Linked DNA regions of Homo sapiens: region 2 is linked to region 1. The links are chromatin contacts, found by Hi-C or POLR2A ChIA-PET in ENCODE. All regions are on one chromosome and are shown on one strand. The core of a region is the stretch at or near the end of the contact, and the rest is flanking DNA. Distances in the headings are between cores, read along the strand shown. Region 1 overlaps CERKL (CERK like autophagy regulator). Region 2 holds the start of CERKL (CERK like autophagy regulator).

Region 1 (3,020 bases), core at 439-2,938:
AGAAAATATGGTGTGTATACACAATGGGATACCATTCAGCCTTTGAAGAGAAGGAAATCCTGTCATTTGCCACAACGTGGTTGAACCTGGAGGACATTAGCTGAGTGTAATAAGCCAGCCACCAAAAGAAAAATACCACATGATCTTTCCTATATGTGGAATTTTAAAAGTTGAACTCAAGGAAGTAGAATAGAATGGTAGTGACCAGGGGTATGCGATAGGCTGAGGGATCAAGGAGATGTTGGTCACGGGATACAGGATTTCAGTTAGATAGGAGGAAGAAGTTCAAGAGGTCTATTGTATACCATGGTGAGTATAGTTAATTATAAAGTATACTTGAAAATTGTTAAGAGTAGATTTTCTGTTCATACCACAAAATGATAAGTATGTGAGATAATGCATATGTAAATTGGCTCAATTTAGCCATTTCACAATGTATATATATTTCAAAACAACATGATGTACATGATAAATATACAGTTTATTTTTAATTAAAAATTTTAAACTCTCTAATTGGTCTTCAACATATAGTACACAAGTCTTTTCACGACTCTTTATAATGGAACATATGTTCTTGGAATGCTAAAAATTATTTTTTTTGGAGGCCCTGCAAATAACTAAAAATTTATCTTAAAAGCCACACCTAATTACTTACATATGATCCAGAAAGGATACTTTGAAAAAGCTTTTTAATTGATAAAATCATTAAGGTAAAACATATTCATAAAAGTGTTCTCTAATAATTTTATAATTTTCTAGTTCATGAAGGATTAAATATACAACTATCATTTGAATTGGATTTTTTATGAGGTTAATTGTATTTAAATGCTAATTATTTTAACTAATTTTGTGGTTGACTTCTATGTAGAGTAGGGAAAAAGAATTTCCTAAAGCCAGTTACGTATATCTCTTTTTAGTCTGGATTTTTAATTAGGAAAAGTGATATAGTTAAATAGGTCTACTCTATAGCATCTTCTAAAATGAGTAAAAATTCATTATATCAGGATAAAAAATGATAAAGATATATGGATGACACATTTGGCTGAATTTTTCTTCTTCGCTGTTCTCTTGCTCTCTATTTAAATAGTCTTAGCTCTTTTATCATTTAAATTCTGAAGTATTGAGGTGATTATTCCGGCAGCAGGTGATTCTGCTAATTACTGTTCAGTCAGTTTTAGCTATTAGAAACAGAGATATGTTTACATTGCTGGGCTGCATGTAAATTTAGAAGTTACATGGCTTTGTTTTTACTTTGACTTACGGCATTAAAATTATTTTCATCTGTGTATGTAAAGATCTGCATCTATAAGCTTTTGTGGATAATAAGGTGAAATTGATGCATTTTAATATAAATTGCCAATATAAAATATCTCTAACTCAGACCTCTACTGGAAAGTTGTCAAATCTTATGTAGGAAAGGCTTTTACCATCACTGTTACACATTAACTGGGCATAGTTTAATATTAATAGCTCCTGAGACTTGTGGTTAACTGAGGTTTCTATTTCCTGTGTTTGGGTTTTATCTTTGCAACAACTTGGTTGCTTTTCTGTGTAAAATAGTGGTGAATATACACAAGAGTATGACAAGGTTCTGGGCTCTTAACTTTGATGAACACCATGCCATTTCCATCATGCTGCACTCAAAACAGCACAGATGTGAGTCTGGGAGTGGCGTCCCTGCCGCTCTCATGAGCCTTTGTTTGGAGAACACCCTGATTAACCCCCACCCTTCACGGTTCATTGACTCACTGATAGATCAAGTTTAAACTAGTATATATTAGCACATTTGTTACCAACAGAGGAACAGTTGGCCATTCTGTTTTACATTGCTGGTTCATTGCAAACTGGCGTGCTAAAAAGGTCTGTACTCTAGAGTATGAATTGGGAAGTTACCAAAGGACTGAGAACCAAGTCAGTTGCATATTAATGTTGAATTATACCTATATTTTAATCTTGGATTGTCTACTTGGGGGATGCTTACACTGTTGTCAAGTTATGAATAAGTGATAATTACCACTTTGAAATTCATCTTTTTTTTTCAAGGAGTTTAGGGGATTTAGGTGTCTCAATATAGCTTTCATATTAAACAGTTTGTCATAATTGGATGAGAGCAGAGCAAGGTCATGACTACCTGATGCCTTGTGTTGGAGCATTTTAAAAATGTTTTCCAGAGAGTTATTTGTACCTAATGACTTTACATAAGTCCTTACATTATACTTTATTTCTAGGTCACCTAAAAATGTTAATTGTTTAGTCAAGAGGGTTAGGATGTGTGTCTGTTTTCTCATGAAAAAAATTAAGCTGTTCCCTTTTTATCAATTTTCTTGCAATCTAAAGGCTTTTTTTTCTTACCTTCCTAACCTAGTGACTAAGGTCATCTTATTGTTACAGTTCCTTTCATGGGAGATAGGTTTACTGCATCATTTGGCAGTTTCATAGGGTGAATTTTGTCTTGGCTTCATCTTTCCTTACTGGTTGTCATCCCCTGGGCCACCTGCTTTTTTGCATTTTCCTTTCTCTTGTGAGATGATGAAGCTCTGTGCCCCGATGGGGATGAGAGACAGCACTCTGAGTTCAAGTCTAGGATAAGGCAATGGGCTTGCTTTTCAAAACAAACTAGTGTCATACGGGCTGCTGCTTTCAGGTCCACTGTCTGATTTTATCACTGATGACTTGTTTCTGGAAGGCAAACTGATTTAAGTTCTGAGCAAAAGGGTCGGTGTTTATTTTCAATGCTACTATTAATTTAGAGTTTTAATTTAGAAAAGATTTTTTACCAGTTCTCAAATATGATTTTTCTATTGACTTTAAGTTTGTAGATATAAGGAGTAGACATGAGATAGAGACTGAATTGCTTTTTTGTTTTTAAAACTTGGCAGTAATAAGGGGTTGCTTGTTTTTTCATGCTAAATATTTTTTCTAAGGGATCTAGATACCTATCAGAAAACTTAACTTTGATAACTCTGGTTCTTTATTAAGTATTTTTGTCTTATTTTAGGAATTAATAGAAATAGTTGTAA
Region 2 (3,136 bases), core at 431-2,930, 70 kb before region 1:
CTTGGCCTGTTTGCACTGGCTCTGGGTGAGCTTTTAAAATGCCAGTGAGCTCTAATTGTGTTGATTGCCTAACAGCTGTGAATACAAGATGCTGACTCCAGAACTGCAACTCATTCTGCGAAGGGCACCGTCCTTTTCCCTCTAATGACTGCTGAACAGAGCCACCTGAAGCCTGCATGGGGTTTAGCAGCAGCTGCACTTCTGCTCTAAGAAATAGCTCACTGCAGTCAGATCAAACTGAAGCTCTTCCTTGCTTTTCCTCGAAGCTTGGGTACTTATTGTCGGAGCATTAAACAGTAAGAGTCCTAGCTTAACTGGTGCACAGTGCTTTATGTTTGGTAGGGATTTGGTTAGGCCTACAAACCGTCTGAGCTAAGAACCTTGAGAAACTCCTGCTATAGTTAGCTCTTTCTGTGACTCTGCAGTGTGACCAGGAATGAGGACAGAATTAAGAATTTGCTGCCTCTATGATAGAACTGTTTAGGCACTAGAACACTGGAACTAGATCTACAACCCTATGAATTTAATTTCCTTTTCAACTCCCCTACTCCTTCTTTTCAATATGATGATAATGATCTTGTTTAAAAAAAAAAAAAGCCTTCTGCTTTACTTCCCACTCTGCTCCTCTTCCCAGGGACTCACTTTCTTCCTGACTGCTTCCCCATTACAAGTACTCAGCTCCCTGTTTTATCACCCTGCTTAGAGCAGCCATTATCAGCCTTGGCTGAACATTGGAATTACCTGGGAACTTTTAAAAATCCGGAAGTCTGGGTCTCGCCTCCAGAGATTCCAGCTTAGTTGTCTTGAGCGTGGCCTGGACATTTGGGTTTTCAAAAGTTCCCTATGTAACTTTAATGTGCAACCACAATTGAGAATCACTAGCCTCCAGACTCTCTGTGTTATCAAAATTAATGAGCAGCTGATTTTAGAAATCTCAGTTATCAGGAGAAAAGGGTGAACCCCCCCAGGGCTCTTCTCCTTTTCCAGGTGACACTTCTTTATGGCAGTGCGTGAAAGTGAAGCCCTGCTGCTTGTAATCTCCCTCAAGGGAGTGCAAGATCCAGGCAAAGACAAGACTGCAGAGGCGCTACCTTGGGGGAAAGTAGGACCCTAAATACTTACACCTGGAGGCACTTACCTTTAATACTGAATTTGTCAGATGCAAATTTGTCTATGCAAACCAGGGCCTTATCTCTAGCTTCCCCTCAGGGGTTTTGGGAAGTGCGCTACTACTCTGAAACAGGGTTGTAAAGCGTCACCTGTGCTCTCCAGGGAACCCTCTGGAAAGGAGGTGGAAAAACAGAGGCTTCCACCCTTGCAACTCTAAGTGTGTTCCTTGGCCAGTGGGATCCATCACCTAGTATTTTCTTAGATATGTGGTATCTGGGGGCCAGTCCCACACCTATGCAATAAGAATCTCCATTTGAACAAGATGCCCAAGCGATTATATGCAAGTTTAAGATTGAGGAGGGCTGGTTTAACTCGAGGGTAACGAAAAGTACGAAATCGTACTTTACAGGAGAAGCTAGGCGGAGGGAGCCACTTATTCTTCCTCTTGCAGCTGGGTCTTTTTGTGGTGAGTGGCGAAGCGGCGAGGCTGGCAGGCCAGGGTGCTGGACTGGGTCAGGCGCGGCCCCGCCTCCCTCCTGGGTCCCTGCCCTGCGCGCCGTTGCTGTGGCAGCGCTGGACGCGGCTAGAGCTGGGGCTGCCGCGCCCTCCACCTCCTTCTCCAAAGGCCTCCCCGGACCCCTGGCTCGGGCCCAGCCTGCGACTCCGCCATGCCCTGGAGGAGGCGCAGGAACCGGGTGAGTGCCCTGGAGGGCGGCCGGGAGGAAGAGGCGCCCCCGGAGGCTGCCGCTGTGCCTCCGGCGCTGTTAACGTCCCCGCAGCAGACGGAGGCGGCGGCCGAGCGGATTCTGCTCCGGGGCATCTTCGAGATCGGGAGGGACAGTTGTGACGTGGTGCTGAGCGAGCGAGCACTGCGGTGGCGGCCCATTCAGCCCGAGCGCCCGGCGGGTGAGTGCCCGGCCCCAAGCGTCTTCGCCTCCCTCCGCGCTTCCTCCCTCTCCCCGGCCCAAGGCCTACACCCACGAGCTTTTGCTCCACCCTCCCCTTTTCTCGCCTCCCCTCCCCGTGCTCGCCTCACTGCCCGGACAGGTTACCGAGTCCCCAAGTCGCCGCCTCCTCCTTCCCAACTGGGAACTCACGCCTCTCGCCCCATCCCAGAACCCCCAGGGATTCTTTCGCTACCTAGCCTTTTCCCGCCTCCGAGACCTTCCCCGGGCAAACGTCACAAGCAGCTTTTGCTCAGAGTCTCAGCAGAAAATCTTGAGCCCCAAAGGGGAGGTAATTTACAAATGTGAGAAGGTCAACTACTCCTCCCCTCCAAGTTGAAAAAGTTTTAATCCATTAACTTTGATGGTACATTGAAACTATAAACATCTCACAGATTATGCCTACACAAGAGTTCTGAATCCAACTCTCATTTTGCTGACTTGAAAATGTAACTCCAGAGCTTTGGGAGTGTTTCTGGGTTTTTTTCTGCCCCTCACCTTCCTTGCCATTGTCTAGAATTAAGACTTCTTCAGGCTCGGTCTAGAAACTTTTGATTTTTAATATTGACCCTAGATTATTGGATCACAGTTTTGCGATGCTTAGTTACGTCAAGCGGTTTGCTTAACGTTTGCCTTTTATTGACTTAAAATTTTAGTTACCTAAAAAAGTTATAATGCTGTAGTTTACAACAAATACTTCGAGTCTATTTTCACGTCTTAGTCAAATAGCCTTATAGACTTAACAGATATTTTATAAAGACCATTTTGCAAGTCTTATAAGTAGACTTTCATATAGTCTTATTTCTAAGTCCAAACTCGAGAAATACTCCCCATTGTTGAATTAGCTTAGATGTGAGCGGTGAAAGACAGATGAAATGGGGGAGGAACTACATCAAGGTTACTCTACTTGCGAGGAGATGACTTGGGGGAGATGGAATTTGGTATTCAACCTCTTTTAGCTAAATACAAATTTATGAAATTAAAAAAATTGCCTTCCCCTGTTGGAAAACAAGACACAGTGTGGTATTTATGTTACAGAATAGACTCACTGTCTTAAAGTCTTGCTCAAAAGTCTAACAAAA

The links. Hi-C counts contacts between places; a loop is a spot of excess contacts on that map. ChIA-PET counts read pairs that join two places held with the same protein, here RNA polymerase II (POLR2A). Pooled maps may share reads with other maps.
Region 2: a loop to region 1 is called in a map with no recorded cell type, with 4 times the contacts of the local background. The contact joins the promoter of CERKL here to the enhancer-like site in region 1. A Hi-C loop is called at or near these places in 2 of 168 maps with a recorded cell type or tissue (Caco-2 and IMR-90), 18 of 37 single-sample maps with no recorded cell type and 8 of 50 pooled maps. POLR2A ChIA-PET finds 5 or more read pairs at or near these places in 1 of 52 experiments (Panc1).

Annotation. Positions count from the first base shown.
Region 1 is chr2:181,585,464-181,588,483 of GRCh38, reverse strand. The region is part of intron 2 of CERKL (CERK like autophagy regulator); the gene reads left to right. Among named protein-coding and RNA genes, the nearest start is that of CERKL, 70 kb to the left of the region's middle. Within about 2 kb of position 1,688, at least 2 of the 41 ENCODE cell types and tissues checked have a DNase peak (open chromatin) inside an H3K27ac peak, as active enhancers do.
Region 2 is chr2:181,655,649-181,658,784 of GRCh38, reverse strand. CERKL (CERK like autophagy regulator) reads left to right here and starts at 1,680. Exons shown (of 13, transcript NM_201548.5): 1 at 1,680-2,016. The coding sequence starts at 1,779. RefSeq lists silencers at 1,593-1,822, 1,953-2,042.